4 separate regions of the Homo sapiens genome follow, and all the other regions are linked to region 3. A link is a contact called in ENCODE Hi-C or POLR2A ChIA-PET data. All regions are on one chromosome and are shown on one strand. The core of a region is the stretch at or near the end of the contact, and the rest is flanking DNA. Distances in the headings are between cores, read along the strand shown.

Region 1 (2,771 bases), core at 232-2,731, 3.2 Mb before region 3:
CATGGCAAAACTCTGTATCTACTGGAAATACAAAACAAACAAATAACAACAACAACAACAAAAATGGGTTCAGACTGTAGGTAGAGAAGTATGTTATCCATGAAGATCACCTCTTTACAGGGCAACTTAAGAAGACTATAATTTTTTTATGAGGGTAGAGAATAGCCACACATATAAGGAAGGTGGGTTGATACCTGGAGCAGGTTTTACTGTGCTTTTCTCAGGACATCCGCTTGGATATGAAGATCATGTAGGTAATATGAAAGGCTATCCATTTAATTTGACATTTTGCATTGGGCTTATAACCATCAGGAGGACCAACTTTAATAAGAAATAAACTAATTCCATCAGTAGCACATATTTAAGCTACAGAAAACTGGGTTTCAGCTGAATCTAGACTCCATCTTCCCTGAATGTTCCATATGGCTTGCCCCCTTTGCTCAAATGTGTATAAGGCCTTTGCTCGAATGTGTGAGACTCTGACCCACCTGCTTCAAATTGCATTAGTCCCTTCCCCCACCCTACCCCATCTCTTTTACCTTGCTTCATTCTTCTTTTGTCCTGAGAGGGAAAAAGAAGAGGGGAGGCCGTGGAAGGGCTCCATCATTCAAAGTATTACATGTTGTGATTATTTTCTGTGTCTCCCCTAACCCCATGTAAGCCCCCGTCTACTCTTTTCACTACTGTTTTCCCAGTGCACATAGTAGGTGCTCAATATTTGTTCAATGAATACCGATGCCTGAGACCTTTCTGTACCAAGGGCTGGTTTCCTACTCCACAATGCACTGAACATATATAGGCAGGGTGGGCTGACGGAGGTGTAGGAATGAAATGGGCGCCTGTTCCTCCCAGTGATCTCAGTGTGCGACCTTGGGGGCGGGACGGGCGGCTAAACTGGGAAGGTGCGCGGATATGATACAGACAAACCTCATCATACCGTCCCTCCAAGAAATGCACTTGCCAGGCTGGCCTTCACTTTTCCTAATGCTCTTCAGTGAGTTTCACCTGTCAAATTCTGCTACACAGAGAGGGTGCAGAGAAACTGAATAATCCCTTTTTCTATTCTGAAAATAAAGCAAAACAAAACAGGATCTGCACACTTGTGTTGTGACTAGGCAGGCAAACTGGAGAACTGAGGCAAAAGCATCCTTATATCTAAATAATAGTAATGGAAACGTCGAAAAAAGTTATTTGCTGAGTCATGGCTGAGGATCCTGACTTCGCTAGTTTGGCAGATGCAAACAGGGCACGCAACTAGGAGTCCAGCAGGTTTTGCAGTGACCTGCGATGGTGGTGGGGAGCGGGCTTCTAGCTCAGCCCCCGGGCCCATTTTCACGCAGGGAGCGGCGCCCAGCTGGGGCGGGCTCTCCGCGAGGGGCGTGTCTCTGCCTGGCCTCGCCCGCCCCGGCCCGGCAGCGAATGAGCGGGCGCGCCGGGAGGGCGCGAGGTCAGGGGGCTGGGGACGCGCGTGGGGATCGCTACCCGGCTCGGCCACTGCTGGGCGGACACCTGGGCGCGCCGCCGCGGGAGGAGCCCGGACTCGGGCCGAGGCTGCCCAGGCAATGCGTTCACTCGGCGCAAACATGGCTGCGGCCCTGCGCGCCGCGGGCGTCCTGCTCCGCGATCCGCGTAAGTGGGTCTGTCGCGGCGGCCGCCAGGGCCAGGATCCCTGAGAAGGCGTGGGCAGAGCGGGCAGCTGGCGCCCGGGCCCTCGCGCCCGGGGGATTCGGGGAGCGGCCTTGGGGGTGCTGCGAGCAACCGGGCGAGGGGCGTCGCGGAGAAGGGAGGGCTGAGGGCAGCACTCAGGGCTCGGGAGGCCGCGGGGAGGGCGCCCGGATCCAGGAGGCGCAGGTTCAAGTCCCATCGGTCGGCTGGGTGGCTTGGAGCAGTGGCTGGAATTTCCCAGAGCCTTGGTTATTGTCACCTGCAATAACCAGGCTGTTGAGAAGATTACGCGAGGGAAGGTATGTTATGGGCCTGCCATAGAGGATAGTAAGGAAGGCATCTTCATCATCACCACCATGGACATCTGCCCTGCAGTTCCCTCCCTGCTGAGGAAAGCCCATGGTCCTTGGTCCCTCTGTGCCCACTTCTCCTTAGCAGCGGGACCCCCCGTGGGGCAGCCTGGGCTAGCGTTTTCTAGAGATATCTGGGGAACTTGTAAGACCCAGGAACAGCCTCCCACGTTTCTGATGCAAACCGTGAATAGGTTGTGACCACAGGATGAGCTGATGGGACTGTGGATCTCACACACCTGGCTGGGACAGCATTTCCAACTGTGACACCTTGAACAAGGCACCTAACCTCGCCAGAGCTTTGGTAAATGTACATTGAAATCCTAATTTTTTTTTTAAGGCTTGCCTTGAACATGAGCACCTTGCCTGGCACACAGTAGTACACAGGCATCCTCAAGATGTCTAGCCATTCATGCAGAAGGCTGCCACGAATAAGATGCTTATTCAATGCATCCGAACGGTGACTGGACACAGACCGGACATATTTTTCTAAGACGTTCGTCAGTCTGACACCTACTTGGAGTGGAGGGAATCCCCTCTGAACCTCCATATCTCATTAGACGTGCCTTTGTTAGGAAAATACTAAGGACCCAGTGTACAATGAGGCTAGCTCACTAAGGGCGCTGGGGGACAAAGGGCATTGTTTTTTAAGAAGAGGCAGCACAGTGCCAGTCGTGGGGCTGAAAGAAGTATTGAACTAATCTTTTCTTTCACTGACCTTTCCTGTGGCAAATAAAGTCTGACAGGTCCTAGATT
Region 2 (2,700 bases), core at 78-2,577, 4.1 Mb after region 3:
TGGGAGGCCGAGGCGGGCGGATCACCTGAGGTCGGGAGATCCAGACCATCCTGGCCAACACGGTGAAACCCCATCTCTACTAAACATACAAAAAAAATCAGACGGGCATGGTGGTGCATGCTTGTAATCCCAGCTACTCGGAAGGCTGAGGCAGGATAATCGCTTGAACCCGGGAGGCGGAGGTTGCAGTGAGCTGAGATCGCGCCATTGCACTCCAGCCTGGGCAACAAGAGTGAAACTCCGTCTCAAAAAATAAGTAAATAAATAAAAATAAATAAATAAATACATAATAAATAATAAATAAAATAAATAAATAAATAAATAAATAAATAAATAAAGCCTGGCTTCCAGGCTCCATCTTACAGCTGTTAACCAGAGTTACACCTGGTATATCACATTTGTATATTTGTAAATTTGTATATCACATTTCACAAGAAATAATCAGGGATGAGCATACAGATCTATGTTTAAGAATGTTCGTTGCAACTTTATTTAGAATAATATTTGAAAATGTTCTAAATGCTAAACAATAAAGAAATGGATAAGTAAACTGTGTTTAGGCTTATTGTGCAGCTTATAGAACTAAAATAAGATTTGATATTAGTTTAAGAATTGTTTTTAAATAAAAATAAAATAAATAGAAGCCGAACCGTGCCAGGCCTGGCAGAAGAATGACAAGTGGGAGGAGTAAAAGCCGGAAAGAGTGGTGGCAGGTGAAGTCGGAGACGACAGAGGAACTGGTTTCCTCCGCCCCGCAAGGCACACAGCCTGCCGACGCCCCATTAATACATGTGGAAGGGGAAAGAGACTGAATGGAGGAATGAATACAACTTGATCCAGGTCGTGCTTCGGAAGCGGTCACTTTACCTGTGAACCTCTCTGCCTGACAAACGGGCAATGTACGGAATCAACCACCAAGATGGCGGCGCCCGTGAAGAATCCGCAATTAGGTCGCCGTCATATGTCGCCTAGGAACGTACGGAATTCGACCCACGTACGGAATCGGATTCCAAGATGACGGCATCTATGAGGAAGTCACGCAGTAGGTGCAGCCATGTTGCCTGTACGTCGAGGCCGTACAAGCAGCCGCCGTACGGACTCTACTGACAAGGTGGCGGCGCCCTCGGGAAAGCCACATTAGAGCGCGGCCATGTTCCCGGCGAACATATGGATTCGGCCACCATACGGATACGATAAGCAAGATGGCGGCGCCTGAGGGGTCTTGGGGGCTCTAGGCCGGCCACCTACTGGTTTGCAGCGGAGACGACGCATGGGGCCTGCGCAATAGGAGTACGCTGCCTGGGAGGCGTGACTAGAAGCGGAAGTAGTTGTGGGCGCCTTTGCAACCGCCTGGGACGCCGCCGAGTGGTCTGTGCAGGTTCGCGGGTCGCTGGCGGGGGTCGTGAGGGAGTGCGCCGGGAGCGGAGATATGGTAAGTAGCGGGTCCAGGGAGGGGTTCGGCGGTGGAGGTCGGTCGGTTGGCAACAGTGGGGTCTGTCGGCCGACTCAGGGGTCTGTGGTGAGCCATAACCGGAGTCTGTGGACTGAACGGCGGGAGTCTATGGGCAGAATGATGAACCATCTGGGAGTTCTATGGTGAGCCACGGTGGGGGGCTCCTTAATAGAAGTTTAGTGGGGACTCCGTGTGGCAGTTCCGTGGGAAACCATGATCGGGGGTTCTTAGGGCAGAGGGATAAGCGGGTTGTAAGGAGTCACATTGAGTGGTCTGTAGTGAGCCGTGACGAGGAGTCCGTGTCCGGGTATCCGTGGACAGCCGCGACTGGGGGTGGGTGCGGGTGCCAGGTGGGTCTATGAGATAAACAGGGAGGGGTGCGTGGAGAACCGCGATGGGAAGTCCGCAGTGAGTTACGCGGGGTCTGTGAGGCGCCACGATGGAGGGTCGCCATGACCCATTAGCGAGTGTGGACGCAGGGAGCGGGTGTCGGTGGGTGCGTGATGGGAAGTATGGAGCAGAGTAATAGGATGTCAGAGGAAGGGATGGGGGTCAGTGGGGACTGTGATGGAGAGGTTTTTTGGGGGCCCCGATGTGAAATCTGCAGGCAGAGTGGGGATCCCTGCTGACCACGGTGGAGTTGTAATGGGGGGATGAGCCGCCACGGTGGGGGCTGCTTAAGGATCCGTAATGGGGGTGTCCTGCAGGAGGGAGATGGTTCAGACCCAGAGCCTCCAGATGCCGGGGAGGACAGCAAGTCCGAGAATGGGGAGAATGCGCCCATCTACTGCATCTGCCGCAAACCGGACATCAACTGCTTCATGATGTGAGCGCGGGAGAGATGGGCGGGGCTGACACTGGCAGGGTGGGGTGAGGCCGATGGGCCGCGCCCCTCACATCTCCATCGCCTGCCCCATCCTCTGCAGCGGGTGTGACAACTGCAATGAGTGGTTCCATGGGGACTGCATCCGGATCACTGAGAAGATGGCCAAGGCCATCCGGGAGTGGTACTGTCGGGAGTGCAGAGGTGAGGGCCATGGATGGACAGGGAAGGCAGGTGGGGCTTCAAGGGAGGAGGAGGAGCCACAAGGGGGGGTTATGGGGATTAGTGATACACGTCTGTGGTGAGCTGGAATGGGGCTCCATTGTGAGTAATAGAAGATCCCACGGGAAGAGGCAGCTCTGCCCTGGACAGGGGTGCAGAGTAGGTGGGTGGGTCAGTAAGGGAGCGAAGAGGAAGAAAGAGG
Region 3 (2,700 bases), core at 107-2,606:
AGGCTACTGATTTTATTTTACAAAACCTTGAAAGAGAAAGCTGTTGTATTGGTCTCCGTAAGTGGGTGATAACATTTACTAGTTATTTCAACTCACAGGACAGACAAAAAGAAAATGCACAATTTAAGTTTCATTATGAAAAGTTTTCCAACTTTTCCCCAAAAGAGTATACAAAAGTAGAATCGTTCAATAAACCCCTATGTACTCATCATCCTGCTTCCAACAATCGCTGAACAGACCCCAATTGTAGCTAAAGTGGGTAGGGACCCACCCACTTCTCCCCACTTCAGCCACAGGATTATTTTGAACCCCACATATCTCATGCAAATCCCATATATCTTACCATTTCCTCCGTACAGGCTTCAGTTCGAATCTCCAAAAGAAAATCCATCACGCGGAAGAACAGAATGTTAAACTTATTGACAACAAATTTTAACTAACTTTGATTCAAAAACAGAATGTTCAGTGTTAAATAGCCAATGGGAATATCGCACAGGAAATTAAGAACAACTCTTGGAAATAGCTCTGTGACTGCTAAGTTAGGAAAGGGAACGTTTGTTTACTCGGCAGCAGAAAACCAGGAACCCACCGACCGGCCAGCGAAGGTCGCCCGTCTCCAGCAGTGCGCATCGTTCCCCTACCCCGGGCGCCCTGAATTCCAATTTTTCCAGTCCCAATCAGGCGACACCCTCCCTTTGGTGTTCCACCGCCCGTCAGTCACAGACACAGACAAGTTCTTCAGTGAGATGCTTTTCACTCCGAAACCATTTATTCAGCAGCCAGGGCGAGCGCAGCAATGGACTGAAGGAGAAGTGTTCCGAAGCGACAGCCCCAGAGCGCAAGCCCCTTCCTGTCGCCGCCTCAGGTCCGCAGACGCCCGTGTGAGCCCCCTCCGCCGCGTCCCGCGACCCTCCCTCGCCCAGGGGGCACTCCCCCTACAGTGTTCTTCCTTCCACAGAGACTCCACAAGCGCCCTCCCTCAGGAGACGTCTCCTCCTCTTTCCTCGCCACTCTCCTTTCGCCTTTTCTCGGCTGTCACAGGATGGGACAACCCTCGAAAAGACACCCTCCTTTCCGTCCTAACTCACCCCTAAGGCCCCAAAATAAAAATAAAGGAAAACAAAAACAAAAACCGCACACTTCCACAGCTCTCCGCCGAAAGCTCAGGCCTGTTACCCAACGCGAGACACCACAAAGCATCCCCAACCCGGACACCGCCCCGCCTCAGGCTCGGCTCACTCGCAGCTTCCTCCGCAGTCACAGCAGAGCTCGACACCCGCGCTCGCTTTCAAACCGCCCCAACATGGCGCCGGCCTGCGGTGCGCATGCGCGGCAGTGGGGCGCCGGGCGCGAGCGGAGATGAGGGAGCGGCCGGAGAAGAGAGGATGCTGTTGAGCGTTAGGTCGCGACCCCTGCTGGAAGGTGCTGTTTCTCCCTCCTTTCTGGGGCTGGGAATGGGGGGATGTGGGCTGCATCCAAGTCGCTGCCCCCCACGCCCTTCCAACCTCCGTCACAGCTATTCTCGGCCAGTTTGCGCGGGGACTTGCTGATCTCCCTTCAGCCGGCCCCGGGGTCTGCGGGAGGGGACTGGGTGGGGAGGGAGACTTAAGGGCGCTGGCGGCTGTCGTTCCGGTCGCTGAGAGTCTGCCCCACAGCTCCAGTTTTTCCAAGTGAGTTCAGCCTCCCCGCTTCCAGAGCATCCCCCGCCAAAAATAAGATATCGTCTCAGCTAGTAGGCAGTCCCCCCTCACCACTTCTTTCACTCCCTCTTCAGTGCCTTTCCTCTCACACCCCGGAGCCTCTCACACACAAAGCAGATGGGAGATTGGAGACCCGAGTTTAGCCAGGGATGGGATTTAACAAACTCCTAGGAAGCCTTGATTCCCAGGGAAGAATGGCAGTGACCCCGCACGGATTGGGGACCCAGTCAGGCAGCTCAGAAAGAGGGTCATTGTACAAACAGATGTAAAGACTCACTAACATGTGTGAACCTGTCTGTAAGTCTGGAAGGAATCCAGTTTCAACCAATTGGTGTATCAAAAAAAGAGGCCATCCCAATGTTGGTTTATGTTTATTTTCCACTGACCCTATGAGTGAAGATATCCTTGACCATGAGTCCATCTGAATATGTTCCAGCTCATCCGACGTTCCACCACCATGTAATACAATTGTAGTCTTACTGTTTGCACTTTCTTCTTTTTACCCTTTGTAGCCTACTAAATTTTACCTTCCCTTTTCTCTTAGCAAATGAAAAAGTCCGGAAGCTATAACGTTCAGTTTAGTGGTTAAACACAGGTCTATTGTGGCAGTAATAGTTGGTGATTTGAAAATAAGACATACCCTGCTAGTGGTATGTCCCAATAATCTTCAAAGTCTCTAGATCAATTAATATCAAGTAGGTTTCCAATAGGAAATCAAGAACGGTGTTTTATATGCTAAGACGAGCCCTGGTCGGGGATTAACAATCCTTGTTAATTGTTAGTGACGTAAGCTTAAAAACTTAAATTTTTGTATCCACGTTCCACCTAAGTGTCTTTTTAAACTGAGTTCCTTTAAAATAGTTTCTTAAAGATTCTTTTTATAAACAGTATCTTTTAAAGTTTTTTGTACTATATTTTTCTTTCATCTTGGGGCATATATGTAGCAAATGTTTCCTAATGAAGACAAAGTATAGATAAAGGACACTGAGAAGATATAAAG
Region 4 (2,700 bases), core at 165-2,664, 4.1 Mb after region 3:
TTCAGGAAATGGAATTCGTATTTAGAAACATACCACATACAAAATCCGAAGTGGGTGGTTTACAAATGATTAAGGAATGCTAATTTACAGTAAATTGCGTCCTTAAGAGGGCATACACATTAGTTGTACTTATTATATGTCAGTTTGACGTAGGTACTGATTTGTTGCATGTGCTCACAAGTGTTCTATGCTCACCCCCACTTTAGAATGGGAGTATCACAGTGTCATTCTTAATTGGCTTTTAGGTATTACCACCTTGCTCTTGACTGGAAATGCAACTGTGGTTACCACCTGTGCTGCAGGTCCGTCCTGGTTCCCTGATTTGTGTTTCCTGTTCTGCCTGGATCCTGATTCTCAGAAACCAGTTACTGGACTTCTGATCCACATCCTGACCCTGGTCCACTGTGACCCTCAGACTCTTAATTATGCTCCACCAGGTCGTGCCACTGCCCCACTAGTCCATTTGATCTGCCCCCATCCTAGGATATCCTGAGTCTAAGCCCTGGTTTCTGCCAATGGCAAATAGGAAGATTTTATTAACAGGTTTTAAAAAATTATTATTATTACTGGTTATTTGGTTTGACAAGGCACTTAGGCTCCCTGAGCTTTGCCTTAGCTGGAAAATAAGGATAGTATTACTTGCTATTCTATCAACCCTGTAAGATATTTGCGGCCACGCGCGGTAGCGCACCCTGTAATTCCAACACTTTGGGAGGCCGGCGGGAGGGGCAGTGGGGAGGATCGCTTGAACCCAGGAGCAGGAGTTCCAGCCTGAGCAACATAGCGGGACCCCCTGTCTCTTCAAAATTTGTTTTTAAATTAGCAGGGCGTGGTGGCGCAGGCTTTGTAGTCCCAGATACTCTGGAGGCTGAGGCCCAGGAGGACGAGGCTGCAGGGAGCCATGATCACGCCACTGCACTCCACCCTGGGCGACAGAGCGAGACCTTGTCTCAGAAAAAATCTGTGAGGTTAAAAGGCTGTGTGTGTGAAAATATCTTGGAAATTGTAAAGAACTACACAAATATAAGGTTTTCCTGTGATTATTACCGTCATCAAGATTAACCTACAGATAGTGCAAAATTTAAGCTTCCCAAAAAATGTTCGCTAACCTTTTTCATACTTTTAGACCATTACAAGATATAAATAGCAAAGTCAACTGGAATTGTAATTAGAGCTTTGATTTTTCTTGGGCTAGAGGTTTTTTCTGCCATTCTGATGAACCCTGGAGGAAGGGAGCAAGGTCGGCGGGATTTGGCCGAGGGGCGGGGTGAGGACTGCGCAGGCTCAGCTTCTCAGCTGGAAGAGGAAGTCCCGAGTGCAGGCGTCTGCGGCCCCCATGGTGACCAGACCGACTTCCGCCCGACCCGCCCACCTCTACCGGCCCCTAATCCCGCGAGGCGCACCATGGCAACCAGACTTCTGCGTCGCGGAAGCGGGTCCCGCAGGTCGCCACGGTTGGGGGAAACGCGGCGGACGCCGCCCCCGTCCCGAAGGGGACTCGAAAATGTACAGCCAGCGGTTTGGCACCGTACAGCGGGAGGTTAAGGGCCCCACCCCCAAAGTGGTGATCGTGGTAAGCACAGGATATGTCTGCCAGACCCTACAGCTTTCTCCATCTCTCCGCACTCCAGGCCTGGCCTATCCCACTTCGGCCCCCACCCGGGGCCTTCTCGAGGGGAACGGGTGTCGCCTGATGCAGTGGGTTGAATTTTGAAAGAAGGAAGATAAGGTCGCTCACCTATCTACCCCACCTCTCACCCACTCATCTCCCTCTGTTTTCATCCTTACAGCCTTTCATCTGCCCCCAAAGTTATAATATTTAGGTTCTGTTTTTGGAGAATCACCACTAGGGATCTTAGGGTTTTTCAGTCTCCAAGACACCGGAAGGATGTCTGTCCCCCATGCAGTGGCGAGTGTGTGTTATGGAAAGGGCACCCGGCCCAGAGACAGATCTGGGGGCAGGGCGGGCCTATGATTTGGAGCTGGTCTTTCACTCCTAGGAAAATCGTCTGAGGAAGGGGAATTAGGTTGTGAGTGGTTATAGCACCCAACGCCTTTCCTGTGCCAACTCAACCAGTAACCATTGCTGGACAGAAGTGTCCCTTCAGACCTGGGAAAAACTCAGGTGCCTGCCTCTAAGGCTGGAGTGGTAGTAGGCCAGGAAAATGTGCTTGCTGCAGAATTTGATGGTTCCTGCTGAGAACCTCAGACACTATTGGTCCATACATGTAGATTTTTTTGTTTCTACAAATTAGTTTCTACCCACCAGAAAACTAACATGTAGGCAGAGTTATTGCTTGAGCCCCTGCTGTGTGCGCAGTATTGTGGGAGATACAGGGGTGGATACAATGATCCTGGAAGGTTAACTCTTTATTGAAGCCTGAGCCCTCCCTTCAAGGAGCTTATACAAGTCAAGTATCCCTTATCTGAAATGCTTGGGACCAGAGATGTCTAGGATTTCAGATTTTTTTTTTGGATTTTGGAATACTTGCATATACATAATGCAATATCTTGGGGAGGGGACCCAAGTCTAAACACAGAATTTATTTATATTTCATTACCTCGAAGGTAATTTTATTTTCCCCTTGGGGATGCTGAATAAATATGTGTTGTTTGCTTGTGTTTTGACTGTGACCCCTTACATGAGGTCAGGTGTGAAATTTTCCACTTATGTCATCATGTGGGTGCTCAAAAAGCTTC

What was found. A loop is a pair of places that touch in the nucleus more often than their neighbours do. ChIA-PET counts read pairs that join two places held with the same protein, here RNA polymerase II (POLR2A). Pooled maps may share reads with other maps.
Region 1: a pooled map shows a loop between it and region 3 (16-fold over the local background). The contact joins the promoter of FECH here to the promoter of STARD6 in region 3. A Hi-C loop is called at or near these places in 4 of 50 pooled maps. POLR2A ChIA-PET finds 5 or more read pairs at or near these places in 2 of 52 experiments (OCI-LY7 and T-cell).
Region 2: a loop to region 3 is called in a map of CD8-positive, alpha-beta T cell, with 35 times the contacts of the local background. The contact joins the promoter of CXXC1 here to the promoter of STARD6 in region 3. A Hi-C loop is called at or near these places in 1 of 168 maps with a recorded cell type or tissue (CD8-positive, alpha-beta T cell), 1 of 37 single-sample maps with no recorded cell type and 8 of 50 pooled maps.
Region 4: a loop to region 3 is called in a pooled map, with 4 times the contacts of the local background. The contact joins the promoter of CFAP53 here to the promoter of STARD6 in region 3. A Hi-C loop is called at or near these places in 4 of 50 pooled maps.

What each region holds. Positions count from the first base shown.
Region 1 is chr18:57,585,412-57,588,182 of GRCh38, reverse strand. It overlaps FECH (ferrochelatase), which reads left to right and starts at 1,481. Exons shown (of 11, transcript NM_000140.5): 1 at 1,481-1,629. The coding sequence starts at 1,563. RefSeq lists silencers at 1,300-1,659, 1,670-1,729, 1,740-1,789.
Region 2 is chr18:50,286,319-50,289,018 of GRCh38, reverse strand. It overlaps CXXC1 (CXXC finger protein 1), which reads left to right and starts at 1,327. Exons shown (of 15, transcript NM_014593.4): 1 at 1,327-1,432; 2 at 2,161-2,279; 3 at 2,380-2,480. The coding sequence starts at 1,430. RefSeq lists enhancers at 904-1,273, 1,384-1,473, 1,594-1,713, 2,534-2,583.
Region 3 is chr18:54,356,514-54,359,213 of GRCh38, reverse strand. It overlaps STARD6 (StAR related lipid transfer domain containing 6), which reads left to right and starts at 1,356. Exons shown (of 8, transcript NM_139171.2): 1 at 1,356-1,422. C18orf54 (chromosome 18 open reading frame 54) reads right to left here and starts at 1,308. Exons shown (of 9, transcript NM_001288980.2): 1 at 1,139-1,308; 2 at 344-440. RefSeq lists enhancers at 722-791, 293-804.
Region 4 is chr18:50,265,209-50,267,908 of GRCh38, reverse strand. It overlaps CFAP53 (cilia and flagella associated protein 53), which reads left to right and starts at 1,414. Exons shown (of 8, transcript NM_145020.5): 1 at 1,414-1,573. The coding sequence starts at 1,505. It also overlaps a transcript of MBD1 not described here. RefSeq lists enhancers at 1,449-1,518, 1,689-1,818, 1,165-2,010.